Linked DNA regions of Homo sapiens: region 2 is linked to region 1. The links are chromatin loops, found by intact Hi-C in ENCODE. Cell type or tissue: ovary. All regions are shown on one strand.

Region 1 (2,500 bases):
AGATTCGCGGGGCTGTCGCGCCCTCTAGTGGGCTCCGGGGACGCATCCCGCTTTCCCCAGCCCCGGGCGGTCGGCGCCGCTATCTCAGTGGAGCGCAGCGCTGGAACCCCGGGGGCCCGGAGCGGAGGCTAATCTGGGTCACCTTTCCCCTCCTCCGGGCAGCCAGTGGACTCCTCGCAGGCTCTGTGTGGGCCCGGGAGGCGCCGGGTGGACGAGAGGGGGCCGAGGTCTCTGGGTTTGGATTGAGAATGGGACGTCCTTGTAATTCAATGTGGGAGAAGCAGGGGAGTGTGGAGGAGGACGGGTCCCGTGCGTTCTTGGGGGGCAGGCGCCGTCTTCTGCGTTCCAGCCCCTCGCCAGCTCCCTTGCCCCGCGGGCGGCCTGTTGCTGTTTGTTTGTTTTACGACCCTGCGTTATTGTGCAACGGTAACAGTCGTTTCCAATCAGCTGCGCGGCCGTCGCGGCCCTCGCCAGGCTGGTTTATGGGGGCGGCGGTGGCGCGCGGACAGATAGGACAGCGCGGCCCGGGAACGGCGTCGAGGTCCAGGCGGTCCCCCTGCCCCGAGGGGGCGGAAATGCTGAGGTGGCGAGAGCGTGGGTTGCACAGAACCCTAGTAGCGAGTCCGGCTGAGCCTCTGCGGCCTAGCCCAGCAGCGTCGTCTTCCCGGCTCCGAAGACGTCTTCCCGAAGCCCCGCTGCCCCGGCGCACCAGCTCCCGGTGATGGGGATGATGATGGGGATGATGGGGAGATGTCCCCGAATTCTCCTGGGGTCCCGAGGAGATTTAGCCATTTTCAACAGCAGTTTTCCTATTTCTGCTTAAACCCCGCGGGCTTTCAACTGAGGTCACCACGAAAGCTAAAAGTACAACCTAAGGAAGGAAGAGACTGGAAATTAACATTTGGGGTAGTGGAGCTCAGAATTCCTCGCAGCGGCGTCTGTGTCGCAACCCGTGGACGCACGTCCTTGGACCAACACTGCCATCTGCTGGCCACTCGTAAGAACTACTGCGACCCGCTGTGAGAATGGGCTTCGCGGAGACCATTAGGAAGGTGCTTTATTTTTTATTTTTTATTTATTTTTTGCTCAGTAGGACCGTAATAGGTGACTGATTTTCTTTTGCTGTGAGGCTACAAGAATTGCTGGAAGACAACATTTTTATTTCGTGGAAATTTGTGTTGTGTTTCTCCTTGGTTGTTAATGCTTTGCATTTACATAGTGAACATCTTATTATCAGAGCTGGCCTGTGAGGAGGGTAGTGGGGGGGCATTGATGTTCCCGTTTCTGAGTGAGGAGACCTATGTCGGGGCCTTGGTGACCTCAAGCCGAATGCTCAAACTGCTACTGCTACTCCTAAGGTTGTGCCATTAGGAGTCACACCCGTTTGGTGATATTCAAAAGGATATGTCATTTTATTCTCCCGTGGTTAAATATATGGTGAGAGGAGAGCAGGCATGTTTATGAGCCCAGATTGTCCCATAAAAGGCTCCTGTTTAAAAACACTCCAGCCCCCTCCCATTACTGGAATGTCTGATGGAGCTCCGGGAGATCAAAACAACAAAACAGGCTCTGGTAGGGTGCAGAGGTCCTGGTAAACACACCCTCTGCTGGAAAACAGGGAGAAGTTTCCACCAGTGTAGACCTGCACTTGGTTTGCCTGGGCTGAAGTTAGGAGACTGCGTAGAAAAAGGAAAATGTGTAATTTTCACAGTTAGAATTAACTTAGGAGAGCTGAAATTAACTGAGCCTCGGAAATCTGAATCTTGAAGTCACCAGTGGCTTTTGGGGCTGTGAGAGAGTCTCCTGTGGTCTTTAATCATGTGAGGGTGGGGTGAAATTCAATATTCAGTGGTTCTGCAATGGGATGCACTGTGCAATTGGTGATTGAGAAGCCAACTCTCTGGCTTTAGGAGAAGAATGTCTTGCTGTTAGTCCTTCTGGAAATAGAGCCTTGCATTGCCTACTGTCTGTTTACACTACCTTTGCACATTGCCTTTGGTTATAGAGTCATGTCCAATGGCTCTTTACTTCTGTTTGCAGGGCAGGAGATGGCACCCTGTTAAAGAGAAAGGATAGTAGCTGCAAAGTCATTTGTTTCTCTGTTTCTGTGACTGTATATATTGGCTCATCTTTGAATGGTCTTTATAGCCACACCAGGCTGGAGGTAACAGGGTCATGGGAGTGGACTGCTGGTGTGGGCTGAATCAGAGTTCAGATCCATGTCTCCAGGAGGTAGGAGGTGCAGGGCAAGTCATGTGGCTTCTGGGGCATCCCTCACTTTCTTAGTTAAGGAGAAGTTGAAGGAGCCGATCTAAAATATCTTGGGAGTCTGCAGAAAAAGTCGTGAAAATCAAAGCACTTTCAATTAAACTATATAATTTAGTCCTTACAAGAATGCCACAGGGCAAGCAACCAGTCAGGCCTTGGTAGTCGTGCTTCCTAGAAGAAAAGACTGAGGTTCAGAGAGTTGGATAGAGTATCAGATTTGGGATCAGTGGCT
Region 2 (2,500 bases), 1.5 Mb before region 1:
CAGGTATCTACAGTATTTTGTATTCTCTTCCCGATTGCACGATTTTTTCAGTGCTTTGCTTTCAGGGAAAACAGACTCAGGCTGGTCTTTCTTATGGTATTAAGTACAGGCTACTTTAAGATAATTTTGTGGTGTTTGCTAAATTCAAGAAATCAATACAGGCCGGGCGTGGTAGCTCACACCTGTAATCCCAGCACTTTGGGAGGCCGATTCCGGCGGATCACCTGAGGTCAGGAGTTCAAGACCAGCCTGGCCAACATGGTGAAACCCCGTCTCTACAAAATATACAAAAATTAGCCGGGCGTGGTGGCTGGCGCCTGTAATCCCAGCTACTTGGGAGGCTGAGGTGGGATGATCGCTTGAACTCGGGAGGTAGAGGTTGCAGTGAGCCGAGATCGCGCCACTGCACTCCAGCCTGGGCGACAGAGCGACACCGTCTTAAAAAAAAAAAAAAGAATTCAATACATAGTGTCATGTGCCTTTACTGGGGGAATCTCCTTTACCTTTTGGGGAGGCTGATAGGGCTGCTTAAAATATTTGTATTAGGCACTGGAAGATGTAAACGGGACCTTATCCTATTTAAACTCTCTTTAAATTAGCTAGAAATGGGCTGGGAACAACAGGAACCCACCATTTAACTACGGCGGCTAATCCCCCAAGTATGGTAACATACTGTACTGCACCCCCTAAAAGTGTGTTACCAACAGGACCACAAACAAGTTTGCCCACTGTTTTTAATGCAAATGTTCCTTTCAAGATCGCAAACCCTTCAATACACAGGGCCTAATCCAGTCGCGCTTTACTACTACGGGTTACTCCCGCCAACTGGCAGGGGAGCCGCCCCGGGCCCCGCGGAAAAGGCAGGTGCGCGTGAGGGAAAGCATGAGAGCCCGGGCCGCGCCCACCTCGGCCCCAGGCACTACGGGTCCTGCGGGTCCCGCGGGTCCCGGATTCGAGGCGAAGCGGCCCAGAGCCTGCGGCTGCTCAGACCTCCTCACCGCGCCCACCTCCCAGCCACCTCCTGGCTCCAGGTCCAGAGCAGGAGCAGGACTACCGGGGTCCCTGGCACACAAGGAGCAGAAATACCTTGAGGGGCGGGACCAAGTAGCCCAGCGCTGGAGGAAGACCCGCACCCTCGCGGGAGTTCTGAGAGCCTTAGCAGGCCGCGACAACACTGGGAGACGTGTCTGCCAATCACCGGATGGGGGCGGTCCTGGGGGGGGGGTCATGCAATTGGCTAAGCACGGAGAAGCTCTCGTTCCATTGGCCATTTTTCCGGCCTCAAGCCCACCCCTAGGCCTGAATCCCCGTCGCGTTCCGCCGGTCTGCTTCTCGGCCGAAAGGCTGGGGAGGAGGAGAGGAAACGCCTGGGTTAGTTTTGGTTCCTTCTGCTGGCGCTCAGGCTGCTGGAAGAGTCCTAGACCTTCACCCGTGGTCCCTTGGGCCCGTTTCACGCCCACGTTCTGACATGTCCTGTGGTATTCTGTACCTCTGCCTTCTACCCTGTGTCCCACGCTGATCCATCCTAGGCAGGGAGAAGGCAGCGTCGCAGGGACAATGCCAAAATCAAGATATTTCTCTTAGAGCTTTCTAATATTAATACCTTATGTCTAGGTATGGTATACAATAAGCATATATATATTTTATAAATCTAAAACCACTCCCCCTCATTAAATCATCAAACTAGTCCCAATGAAGTAGGTACTGTTATTCCTTATTTTTCAAGCAAGGAAACATGAGCAGGAGGATTTAGTGATCGGCTCACGTCCTGTCATGTTTACTTCCTAAATATCAGCTGTATCCTGTCCTCATTCCTATTCCCTTGCTCTAATTCAGACCTTCATAATTGCTTGCCTGGATTAGTTCTACAAATAGCTCCCAACTCCTTTCCCGGTCATCCTCCAAAGCCAAAGATTAATCTTCCTAATGCAAATCTGATTGTGTCTCTTAAACCCTTCTCAAGCCTCTCAAATGTCAACTCCTTCTGTGGCACCTCATTGCCTGTAGGTTCTGGCAGAGACTGCTTTTTATTGAAATATAACATGACCACAGATGAGTACACAAAAATGCACATTCGGCTGAAATTTCACAAACTAATCACAGTCCTGCCACCAACAACTAATTTAAGAAACAGAACATGGCGGGGCGTGGTGGTTCATGCCTGTAATCCCAGCACTTTGGGAGGCCGAGGTGGGCAGATCGCTTGAGGTCAGGAGTTTGAGACCAGCCTGGCCTACATGGTGAAACCCTGTCTCTACTAAAAATACAAAAATTAGCTGGGTGTGGTGGCACACGTCTGTAATCCTAGCTACTCCGGAGGCTGAGGCAGGGGAATCGCTTGAACCCGGGAGGTGGAGGTTGCAGTGAGCGAGATCATGCCACTGCACTCCAGCCTGGGTGACAGAGCTATACTACATTAAAAAAAAGAAAAAAAGAAATAGAAAGAAAGAGAGAGAGAAAGGGAAGGAAGAAAGGGAGGGAAGGAAGGAAGGAAGGGAGG

Evidence for each region. Peaks named below come from ENCODE experiments on the same cell type or tissue, not always from the same donor. Only the 100,000 strongest peaks of a DNase experiment are listed, where the experiment ranks them.
Region 2: a loop joins it to region 1, with 4 times the contacts of the local background. A loop is called at or near these places in 6 of 110 quality-filtered maps.

Annotation. Positions count from the first base shown.
Region 1 is chr4:54,233,447-54,235,946 of GRCh38, forward strand. All of the region lies in intron 1 of PDGFRA (platelet derived growth factor receptor alpha), which reads left to right. Among named protein-coding and RNA genes, the nearest start is that of PDGFRA, 5.4 kb to the left of the region's middle. RefSeq lists enhancers at 1-427, 238-357, 865-914 and silencers at 1-17, 979-1,086. In ovary, CTCF peaks have their summits at 34 (motif pointing left) and 1,003 (motif pointing left); DNase peaks (open chromatin) are centred at 15, 575 and 955; H3K4me3 peaks cover 2,018 bases; H3K27ac peaks cover 1,663 bases.
Region 2 is chr4:52,721,230-52,723,729 of GRCh38, forward strand. No RefSeq gene overlaps it. Among named protein-coding and RNA genes, the nearest start is that of SNORA26, 9.2 kb to the left of the region's middle. RefSeq lists silencers at 764-903, 1,084-1,133 and an enhancer at 1,294-1,593. In ovary, no CTCF peak of the experiment used is centred here; a DNase peak (open chromatin) is centred at 1,282; H3K4me3 peaks cover 1,388 bases; H3K27ac peaks cover 1,513 bases.